Linked DNA regions of Mus musculus: region 2 is linked to region 1. The links are chromatin loops, found by intact Hi-C in ENCODE. Cell type or tissue: heart. All regions are shown on one strand. Each heading gives the region's core, and the rest is flanking DNA. Links, peaks and the distances in the headings are about the cores only. Region 1 overlaps Gm39833 (a long non-coding RNA gene). Region 2 has its middle 21 kb from the start of Rbms1.

Evidence for each region. Peaks named below come from ENCODE experiments on the same cell type or tissue, not always from the same donor. Only the 100,000 strongest peaks of a DNase experiment are listed, where the experiment ranks them.
Region 2: it touches region 1 in a loop (5-fold over the local background); 2 of 42 quality-filtered maps call a loop at or near these places.

What each region holds. Positions count from the first base shown.
Region 1 is chr2:61,136,191-61,141,574 of GRCm38, reverse strand. The region is part of intron 2 of Gm39833 (a long non-coding RNA gene); the gene reads right to left. Among named protein-coding and RNA genes, the nearest start is that of Gm39833, 11 kb to the right of the region's middle. In heart, for the core only: no CTCF peak of the experiment used is centred there; DNase peaks (open chromatin) are centred at 2,424, 2,794 and 4,494; H3K4me3 peaks cover 787 bases; H3K27ac peaks cover 1,919 bases.
Region 2 is chr2:60,899,724-60,905,107 of GRCm38, reverse strand. It overlaps a transcript of Rbms1 not described here. Among named protein-coding and RNA genes, the nearest start is that of Rbms1, 21 kb to the right of the region's middle. In heart, for the core only: no CTCF peak of the experiment used is centred there; DNase peaks (open chromatin) are centred at 1,377, 3,407 and 3,887; H3K27ac peaks cover 1,064 bases.

The sequences.
Region 1 (5,384 bases), core at 219-5,218:
AATCTCTCGTTGAATAAATGGAAACCATTTTGCAATCGCTTCAGGTTACTGTTCACTTCAAACAAGAAAATCTGTATTAGTATTCCTACAGGGGATTTGTAATTTTAGTCTCACGAGTCCAACACATAACAGATGAACTACTTTTTAAAATACCCCCCACAGAGTTGATATTTGGGGGAAAAACATAACTTGCAGTTTAAAAATGCAAATACATTTATTTATTTTAAAAGAAGCAAAACGTGAAACGTCAGAATGGGCTGATGAGAAGCGAATGTTTCCCCGGTGCTGTTCATTTGTTTGCACTGGAGAGAAAGGCTCTGCTCACCAGGGCCACTTCACACAGCAGCGCTGACCTAAATTATCTTTTGCTTTCCATCTTGGTATTTGGCTGCACAAAAGAAATGTAAAAAAGAGAGAAAAGAATTTCTGCCAAACATTCGCCAAAAGTTGAGACTACTAATTCAGTAAGAATAACTTCATAGCTCTGTCATGCTATATTTGTTTGGATGGATGGATGGATGGATGGATGGATGGATGGATGGATGGATGGGCAGATGGATGGATCGATCAGTGGATTAATCAATGGATGGATGGATGGATGGATGGATGGATGGATGGATGGATGGATGGATGGATAGATTGATCCAGGAAGGGTCACATGTAATTGATATTTATTTACTTACTTAGACATGGTGTCATATAGCCCAGACTGGCCTTCAACTCCTAACTCTTTTGCATCCACCTGCAATTGCAGGCATCTGCTATCACTAACAACAACATCTGGCGTTGTTTTACAATGTCATGGCTTCATCAGCTCATTGTTAGAGCAGCATCATGGTTTAGATGACATAGTCTCGGCAGACAGGTGTAGTTTTGGAGGTGAAGTCCTTTGCTTCTACTTCTATTCTAACAATGAGGATGTGAGCCTCCAGCTCTCCTTAAAACCTTCTGCATTGCCAGGTCGTGATGGCGTACACCTTTAATCCCTGTACTCTGGAGGCAGAGGCAGGCCAGTCTCTGAGTTTGAGGCCAGCCTCCTCTACAGAGCAGGTTCCAGGTCAGCCAGAGCTACACAGAGAAACCCTGTCTTGAAAAAAACAACCGTCTTCTTTGTCTCCCTACCATCTGTTTCTATTATATATAATAAATATCACTGGAGCTTTCTTCCTAAGTTTCAAAGAAAAGGCAGAACAAAAAACCAAAATAATCAACCTCCTCTATCTCAACTTGAATTCTTTCTCTAATATTTCTTTTGTTTTTCCCTTTGAGCAATAGTTTTTATTTCTTCATCATTACAATTTACATTTCCCTGATTTGACTATAAAGCTCATGCAGAGCATAGCATAGCATATTTTATTTATTTATTTATTTATTTATTTATTTATTTGATATTTTCTTTATATACATTTCAAATGCTATCCCGAAAGTTCCCTATACCCTCACCCACTCACTCCTGCTTCTTGGCCCTGGCATTCCCCTGTACTGAGGCATATAATGTTTGCAAAACCAAGAGGCCTCTCTTCCCAGTGATGGCCAACTAGGCTGTCTTCTGCTACCTATGCAGCTTTCTTCCCCGGCATTTCTTTTCATAAATTGACATCATATAGGAATAAGATATGCAGTATACATTGTCACTAAATCATCCCTCCCCATGCTCTCCCAATGTCCAGTCTAATCCTAGTTTGTTTACTGTGTTCCTTCTCCACAAATCCAGGAGAACTGGGAAGACAGTTTATGGGGAGGGAAACAGAACTGAGAAAAGCTGGACTTCTCCTTTGCAGACAGTTGGTAGCAACTGGGGGGAAACTAAAACTCTTCACATACTCTTAGCTCATCCTAATGGTTACACTTTCCTGACTATCCAGCCAATGCCTAAAGCTGTTCACAAAACTTCTGGAAACTTAAAATCCCAAGCAGCGAGAGCTTGATAAATTGAAGACGCTCTTCACTTCCTCTCAAGAGCCTCGGAGCACCGAAAAACTCGCCGAGGAGAGCTACTGCAGCCGCTTTGCACAGCACATTTTTGCTGTAGAGATTTGGAGTGGTGTAGGTCGAAATTTTGACCCTAAGCACCGGGAAGTTCCCGCCCATGATGTGAATCCCGAGAAACATCTGGAGTCTTGTGCAGTGAATCTCTAAATCTTCATTTCCCCATGTGGTGCGCACACAGGTTGTACGTTATGATTTAATCAGCTGTCTTTAGAACAACAGGCACTTGGAATTCAAACACATTAGAAGGGATGGTGGTGTTTTGAGAGTAACAGCAGGACCACACTTCTGTCCCAGAGCAGCCCTGGCCGAGAGTTCCTAGGATCCTTTTACACTTGTACAAAGTAAACTTTCCTTCCTTTGGTCAAAGGGACAGGGCATGCGCTATCTCAAAGAAAATCCACTGCTCTTGCGCCTCGTGACTCACCCAGAGACTTGGTTCAACATTAGGTCACCGTGGAACACTGACTGTAGCAGAAACACATAAAGTCTCCAAACGGGGGAGAGGAGGACGCTATTCCGGAATCCTGTTGCCAGAGTAACATAAACCCAGTGTGTTTTCACAAGGAAATGAGTCACTTGTTTCTGTTGGCTAAAACTCTGTTTTCTTTAATTTCATATTTTAGCTTGTTTAATATATGCCGAAAGAGCCCAGGGTTTCCAGTTTTCAGACTGGGATAACTTGCTAATTAAAAGCTCAACAGAGGGTTTTGCATGGCAATTAAACCAAAGGGGATAAAAGGAACACTCTGGCAAGCAGAAGCACACAGGGAACCAGAACGGGGAAGCAAGAGCACTCAGGGCACAATCAGCTGTCCAGAGGGAACAGGAGGGGGATGTGCACCAGGAGGCCCCCAGAAGAAAACAACTCCAAAAGTCATCCACTGGAATGATACAGCACCCTCAGACCAAGTTAACATCTCCTTACCCGGATTCACTGGGTACTGGCATGTTTTTCTTTCTTTTAGATGGTCTACATTAGAAGGCATAGGAGTCACAAGGGCCACGAGATGCAGACTGGAATATAGGCAAGGAAAGGGAGAGCAACCATCTATGGGGCATCAGGAAGCAACAAGGACTGCGACATTCAGCAGAAAAGTCCTCAGTGTTTGGTATAGATGGCATGCATCTGGTGGTTGGGTTTATCCTGTGGGGTTCTAGATGAGGCTTTTTTTTTTCCTGAGATGCTAAAATATCATTTCTCAGTTTCCTAGGAAGGCTATCGTGTGTGTGTGTGTGTGTGTAATAAAAAAAGGTCAACCTTCCCTTAGACTTACTGTAAGTATCATACAGTTAGTTATATACAGAGCATCCCAGTAACAAAGAGGAGAGAGGGGGTGGGGGAAGGGGAGGGGAGGGGAGAGGAAAAGAGAGAAGGAGGGGAGGGGAGGGGAGGGGAGGGGAGGGGAGAAGAGAAGAGAAGAGAAGAGAAGAGAAGAGAAGAGAAGAGAAGAGAAGAGAAGAAAGAGAAGAGAAGAGAAGAGAAGAGAAGAGAAGAGAAGAGAAGAGAAGAGAAGAGAAGAGGAATCAGACCTGGATAATTTTTAAATGCCATCAGAGAGACTGGAGGAATAAATAGGGAAATGAAGCTTCAGTGTAAGGAAAGAAAGCTGGCTGATAGCCTTGGTTATAGGCAACAGTAGGGAAGCCAAAGGAAGAGGGGATTGGGGACAATATCTATAGTGATAGGATCCTTAGGAAGTCAAATGTTCCCATAAGGCAATAAGTGGAGGGTTGGTTTCAGGGGCTGCAGAAGAGATTCTTATCTACAAAGTAGGTAGTACTGACCTACTTACTCAAATGTTATGAAAAGCAAGCACTAAAACCCACCCGTAGTTATACAAGCTGACCATGTATTTGAGGAAAGACTAGCAGAAGGGGAAGTGGAAGCTGTATTTAGTATTTGACTTCCTTTCTAACATTTTTACTTGATATTCAATGCTAGGCTCCAACACCAGTATTTAAGATTCATAGAAAAGCTTTCTCCTCTAAACCAGAGAGTCCTCATGGCTTCCTCATTTCTGCCAACGTTGCTATCATTCTGTCTGTCTGTGTGACAATCTGTGTGACAATCTCAGACTCCAGAGCCGCCTCTGAGTCTTCCCTTCCCTTCCCTTCCCCCCTCTACCCTGCATTCCCTCCTTCTTATCTCCTTATCTCCTTCTCTGCTTCCCTTCCTCCCTCTCTCCCTCCCTCTCCCCCCCCCACACCCCCACATCCTATGTGTCTGATCACTCACCACCTCACCACACTTACAGGGTTTTGTGTAGTATTCTATTATTCTATTGTGTAGACATGCCTTCTTGACTTTTTTTTTTTTTTTTTTTTTTTTTTTTTTTTTTTTGTAGCCAAGTCCGTCCTTGTCCAGAACCCTGGCTGTCACTTCACAGCTCATTTATCACAGCCATTTTCTAACTGGTCTCTGCCTGCAGTCACTCACTCCTGCAATCCATCCTAGTGGTTACTGCAGATGGGCTGTTGTGAAATTCCACTAAACATGTGGGGTGGGGCTGTGGGGAGCTCAATCCTGCTCAAAGCTACCATGACATCCAAGTTTAGGTATGCAAACTAGTGCTCAAGTTCTCCATATTAATAGTTCCTCATTCACCCAGCTTCATCTTCCATGCCTCTCATCTGAAATCCTTCTCTCTGAGCATGTCACTCCCTCTCCTTTCTCCCCTCCCCCCACTTAAAGATGCTCCTCCCCCTGGAAAATAGCCCCACCCATTTCATTCCTACACTCTCAGGTCTCACCTCGCTGACCAGCTCCCTCCTCCCCAAAGCTTGCAGGTATTCTGCGCCATAATCCAGCTTATATTTATTTAAAATTTTTAAATATTTAAAAAGTGAATTTGGATCTTGTTCAAAAATAAAATCGTACCTTTCTAGACAGGTGTACTGGACTGTACCTGTAGACCAGTATACTCAGAAGGCTAAGGCAGGAGGATTGCTTGAGATAAGGAGTTGCTAACCTACCTGGGCAGCCTCTTGAGACTGCCATCTCAAAAATAAACTAAATGAATAAAGAATGCTTAACTTTCTGAAGAAAGGTCTTATTGGAGGATTCTATAGTTTCAGTGACATTCTATATTCTCAGTGAATACACAGCCTATAGTGAGTATTTCTTGAATAAAGAGGGTAATTATCTTAATAATGTCATCTGTAGCTTGTGAGGCTGAGTTGAATGTTTTTAATACATTTTAATGAGTGTGTTTTCAAGATGTTCATAACTTCCTTTATAGACATCATTTGTTCATCTTTCATGCATGTCTGAAAAATTTAAGAACATTAATTAAATGTCTAATCAATTTGCATCATAATTAGTTCCCTCCAAATCCTTATTTAGCACCATGGTCTTTTTTTTTTTTTCCTTTAGAAACATTTCTTTCTTCTCT
Region 2 (5,384 bases), core at 292-5,291, 240 kb after region 1:
AATAAAAATGTCTTGACAATTAAAACATTCTTGGGTCTGATTTTTAAAGAAGCTGAATTTTAAATGTTCTCTGAAGATGTTTTTTTTTTTAAATAGATGTCCTTCTTCAGCTAGAGAGCAAAAGGTACTGATTGGATGCAGGGCTTTGCAAAGCCACAGTAGCCAAACTTAAACAAATACAGGTGCCAAATCCTTACACTTTCATCTTTAATAAACACAGTTTGGATTTGGTTTGTTGGAGCCAGTGGAGAGGCAACACTCATAACTATCTTCATCAGTCTGCACAAAAGAGGCCACTCTTGCCAAGGTTGGGAATGGGGACACAGAAGTTAGCTAACGATATTCATTCGCTGACCGCATCACCTGCCCATCGACAGGCAGATCTAGTCCTGCCTTTTCAAATGATATTTTCTATACTGCTACTGGAAAAGATCTTACAAAACAGCATTCCCAATTGTTTGTGGAAGCTGATTCAGCTTCTCCTACATCCCCTGGCATGTTGAGACCTCCCCTCCCCCCTTCCCCCTGTCCTCAACAGTAAGGAAATGCAAGAATCCACAGTGGTTCTGTTGTTTGTTTTTAAATCTCCACCATGTAGAACCTGAGGTTACCCAAATAATTTCCAGAGATTTTTTTTTTTTTTTTTGCTTTTTTGCTTTGTTTGAGAGTACAGATAGACTAAAACAGTGTACTCAATCAAATGTTGGGCTGCTTCCTTCGACTACCTCTTAAGTTCAGCTCTTGTAACCAAGCGCGCATCTCTTGTGGTCTCAATTACATCCGGTGTTGTGAGCTGGTAGCATTTCCTCCATTGAGAACGCCCCATCATTTGCCAAACTACATTTCTATGAATACAGAGAGAAGAAACCTCATGGCACTAAAGAGTGACATTTAAGAAAAAACTGAGCTTAAGTAGAACTTTAATTTTGAAAACAAACAACCCAAACCCCCAACTCATTGTATGTGTTGTAAACAGCTTGGTGAGATGATTATTCAAATATATAGGTGACAAAGGCACATGCTGCCTGCCTCAGAAGAACCCTGCTTGTTTTTTCTCGAATATATATATATCCATATATATATATATATATATATATATATATATATATCATTCATATATATATATATATATCCATTTGTCTAACAGAGACCAGAGATTCCGTCCCTACACTAGTTGTACAGACTTGAAATAATGGAAGTTAATTTGCATTTCTTAAAATGGTCTTCTCATAGACATGTTTCTTGGAACAGTATTCTGTGCACACAGCTGCAGTCAATTGAGTAAAAGTTACTCCCAGACAAGAATGAAATTCAACTTAACGGTTTGAACTTGCCGGGAACACAGCCCTGTAGCGTAAGCAAACCACAGGATTGGGAAACTGGACGCAGGTGCCCTGCTGGGGAGATTTCTTGTAAACAGCACCCAATGGGAACCGTCAAGCAGGGTCAGTGTTTCTAACCAAATGATTTCCTGTTCTAGAACAGTGTTCACTCTTGCATGTGGCGATCTTATTTTGAAGGGTTTCCCCTCTCTGATCATTTTTAGATTGCGTTCTAAAGATAACAATTCCCTTTTGGAATTGTATTCATAAAGACTAGTTATCACAATGTGTGTGCATAATCATTAGACAGACACACATGTCATGTTTATGGCTAAGCTCCCTAAAACTTAAAAAAACTTTGTTATTCTTCATTCTCAGGCAATTTTATTACCTTTCAGTTTTAGTCTTCCACTCGTTCCTTTATTTCGGAATGAGTACAAGTTTTCTCTGTGTAGCCCTGACTGTCCTGGAACTCACTATGTAGACCAGGCTAGCCTAGAACTCAAGAGAGCCTCCTGTCTCTGCCTCCCAGGTTCTATGCCCACACCACCCCGTCATCTTAGATATTTAAATAGGTTTTTCAAAGATCTGTTGGGGAGGCATTGCTGACTTCTGTTTTGCTACATAATGTACTTCTTTGGTTTCAGAAGGGAATGTTGCCGTGCTGTAACTTGTACCCTGCCTTAGTGTTTTAAGGTCCTCAGTGAGAAAAATGTAACAAGATGCCTGGCTTCTCTGCACATCACTTTTGTCGTCTAAACATCTAGTGTGCACTTTTAAGTTAGAGGTTATCAGTCTGGAATAAAGTCTTACCACATTAAGCCAGAATTAACAAACATACATTCCAGCCTTCTCCATTTGCAGGAAGCAAAACTATTTCCGGCCTTACTTTGCTGACAAAGAAGCCAGACTTTTTTTTTTTTTTTTTTTTTTTTTTTTTTTTTTTAATTCCTCGACGGGACTGGTAAATGGCCTTGAAGACCTTTGTTTATAATTTTTCTTTTTCTTTTTTTTTTTTTCCTCCTGAGGAACTGCCCTCCCTCCAGCAGTGAGATGCTAATTAAAGAGAGGCTGCTGACCTGAAGTGGGTTTAGAAGTCACTGAAGTCACCAAGAATGAGGTGGCAACAAGAGCTGGACAGGAAGGGCCCATTCCCAAAATAGAACACAGTTCTTAAAACTCTCTCATCACAGATCTGCTGGCTTCTAGTAGCTAGAAAAATGTGTCCTTTGGCATAAAACATGTAGGCTTCCAATCAAAGGAGCCAGGGGTTCATACTCTGTGAGAATTTGCCACAACTGACACTAAGTTGTAGCTACGAAATTATAATCTGTTTTAAAGGTATTGGTATTATGTAAACATTAAATGTGTGTTTTAAAATTGAGGAAGGATAATTAATTTGTATATGTTTGTACATGTGTGTGTGTGTCGAGGGAGCTCTTTCTAGTTATTCCTGTTCAAGAATATGGAGCAGCTCACAGTACAAATGGAAGGCTTTTTACTATCTCTACAATCTTTCATTGGAATAAAATTAATGTCACTGATGTAGGGGAAAGGACTACAATGTCTTTACTAATAACTGTTTAGAAAGGAAAAAAAACAGATAAGCAGGCAGGACTGACTGATTACAGTTCTCTCCTTTTAAAATGGTTTGAGATTGGCAAGTCCTGAGCTATAAGGCTGAAGAAGTGCTCGTTAGTAGACCGTGTGCCTGTTGAACACGAAGCCTGAGCCTGAGCCCAGAACTGCAACATTTAATTCATTGAAATGAATTAATCTGCAAGAATCTGATCCTCCCAAAACTCTGTTAGTATTTGTTAAGCAGGCCACTTTGTGAGAGAGACTCATTCCTGTTTATCTTAAGTAGTGGGGTGAGGCTGTACTGACGTCATATAAGGGGATCACCCCGAGTTAGGAAACAGAGCTTAGGCATGCTGCCTCCCTGCACCTCAGGACTGACCAGTGAGCACGGAGCCTGTGGATACCCGCCAAGCCGGGTAACCTCCTTTGGTTCGGGCATAGTTTTAAAGGCAAGAGTTCTAAAATGTCCCCTTGAGCGCCGACCATTCCTATCTTCCAGCTGCTCTTGGCTTTGTGAGTTTCAGAGGCTGGCTCCCTTGCTTCCTGGTATCCACAGCTTGTCTTTCTTCCGGAGTCTATGTTGAAATCCTGTGAGTCACCATGTGTCACTGCTTCTTCTAGCATCAGCTTACTCCTGCCTCCTCGACCGACCGCAGAAGGCTCCTCCTTCCTGCTCGGTGTCCGGTGCCTCGACCATACTCACTCACCGACATTGGTTGAATGAATTGACGAACAACCAGTTAAGGGATGTAAAAATATTTTTAGAGTCTCTTTTATTTAAAAAAAATGCTAATAAAGTATAAAACAACAACAAAAGCAACGGGACAGGAAATAGATGTTTTGAAATTTTTTAAGAGAGCTACTCATCCCTTTAGGTGAAAGAGAATTCCCTATGGGAGCTGAGGCGAAGGCTTATTGGGGAAAGTGATTGCCTTGCAGGCTTGAGATACTAGGCTCTCCCATTCAAAATAGTACTGCTCTGAAGCCCTTCCACTGCACGCTGACCCAGTTAAGCAGCTGGACCTCCAGGCATGTATGATCTTAACTTTACACGCCAAGTAGAGCAGTCATCTTCTCGATTTGTAGTCCAGTCAAGAGGCAAAATTAAAGTTTCTAATACGATTTGAAGAGTACTTTTACTAAGAGATTAATAATTTCTAAAGAAAACAGAAATTTCAAATTACTTTAAGGTAAACATCCTGTGTATATTTATCGTTGCCGGGAATTGAACTTAGGTCCTTACACGTACAAGGCAAATGCTCCACTACTGAGCTATATTTCCAGTTGCAAACATCATCTTCATATTTGCCTTTAAAATCCCTTTTTTCCCGGTTACTGCCCACCTTTGCCCTTTTAGTTGCTCAGGAAGTTAAAAATAAATAAATAAACACCAGGAAAGAGTCCTTCATTATTCATTCCTTTGCATTCTTTTTACTTTTTAAAATGTGCACAGCGGCTCTGAAATTCATTACGCAAAATCAGTTTTAGTTTTTGCTGCATGTCTAGTCACTTGTGGGTGAGTAGACAGGTGATATAATTACATCCAAGCGTGTGATTTTTTTTTTCTTTTTACTTAAAAGTTTTCAACCAGAAGTTGTGTTGACATTCAGTTTGAAATTCAGTTACTTGGCTCTTAGCTCATGGAGATCCAACAGTTGCCCATTAATGGCGCTTTCATTGCCCTGCACTTTGGAAGCCCTAAGCATTCCCAAATGCACTTAGGAGCATTTCCACTCATTAGAGAACCAGTGTTTCTCAGAGCTGTGGCTGAAGGCTTCCTGTGTGAAAACCAAACAAAATGGGCAATAAGAGTGCCATGTGAGTAGAGGAAAATTTTGTTCTTAATATTATAAAATTACAATTTTTTTCCTTCGCCTCTTACATCAATGTAAGAGATCACTTCTGATTCCAGAGTTACAGTAGTATAAAATATAAGTGGATATATCAAGGGGAGGCAGATGATAGATGATAGAGGTAGATAGAGAGATGATAGATAGATAGATAGATAGATAGATAGATAGATAGATAGATAGATGATAGAGAGATAGATAGATAGGATAGTAGATTAGATGGAAAGATAGATAATAGATAGTAGGTAGTAGATGATAGATAAGGTGGTAGATTAGATGGATAATAGATGATAGATAAGATGATAGATTAAATAGATGATAGATTAGATAGAGGTAGACAAATAGATGGGCAGATAGGTGATAGAAATGGATACATATATATAGATAGATGATATATAGAGATAGATGGATGGTAGATAGATAGATGATAGAGAGAGATATAGATAGATGATATATAGATGATAGAGAGATAGAGCTAGCTAGCTAGATGGATGGTAGATAGATAGATCCATAGATACATAGGTAGATACACAGATACATAGATAGATTATGATGTGGAGACACAAAAACTCAAGAGAGTTTGACCATGACCAGTGAATTTGGCTTCCAATCAAAAAGCTAACCTTAGAAC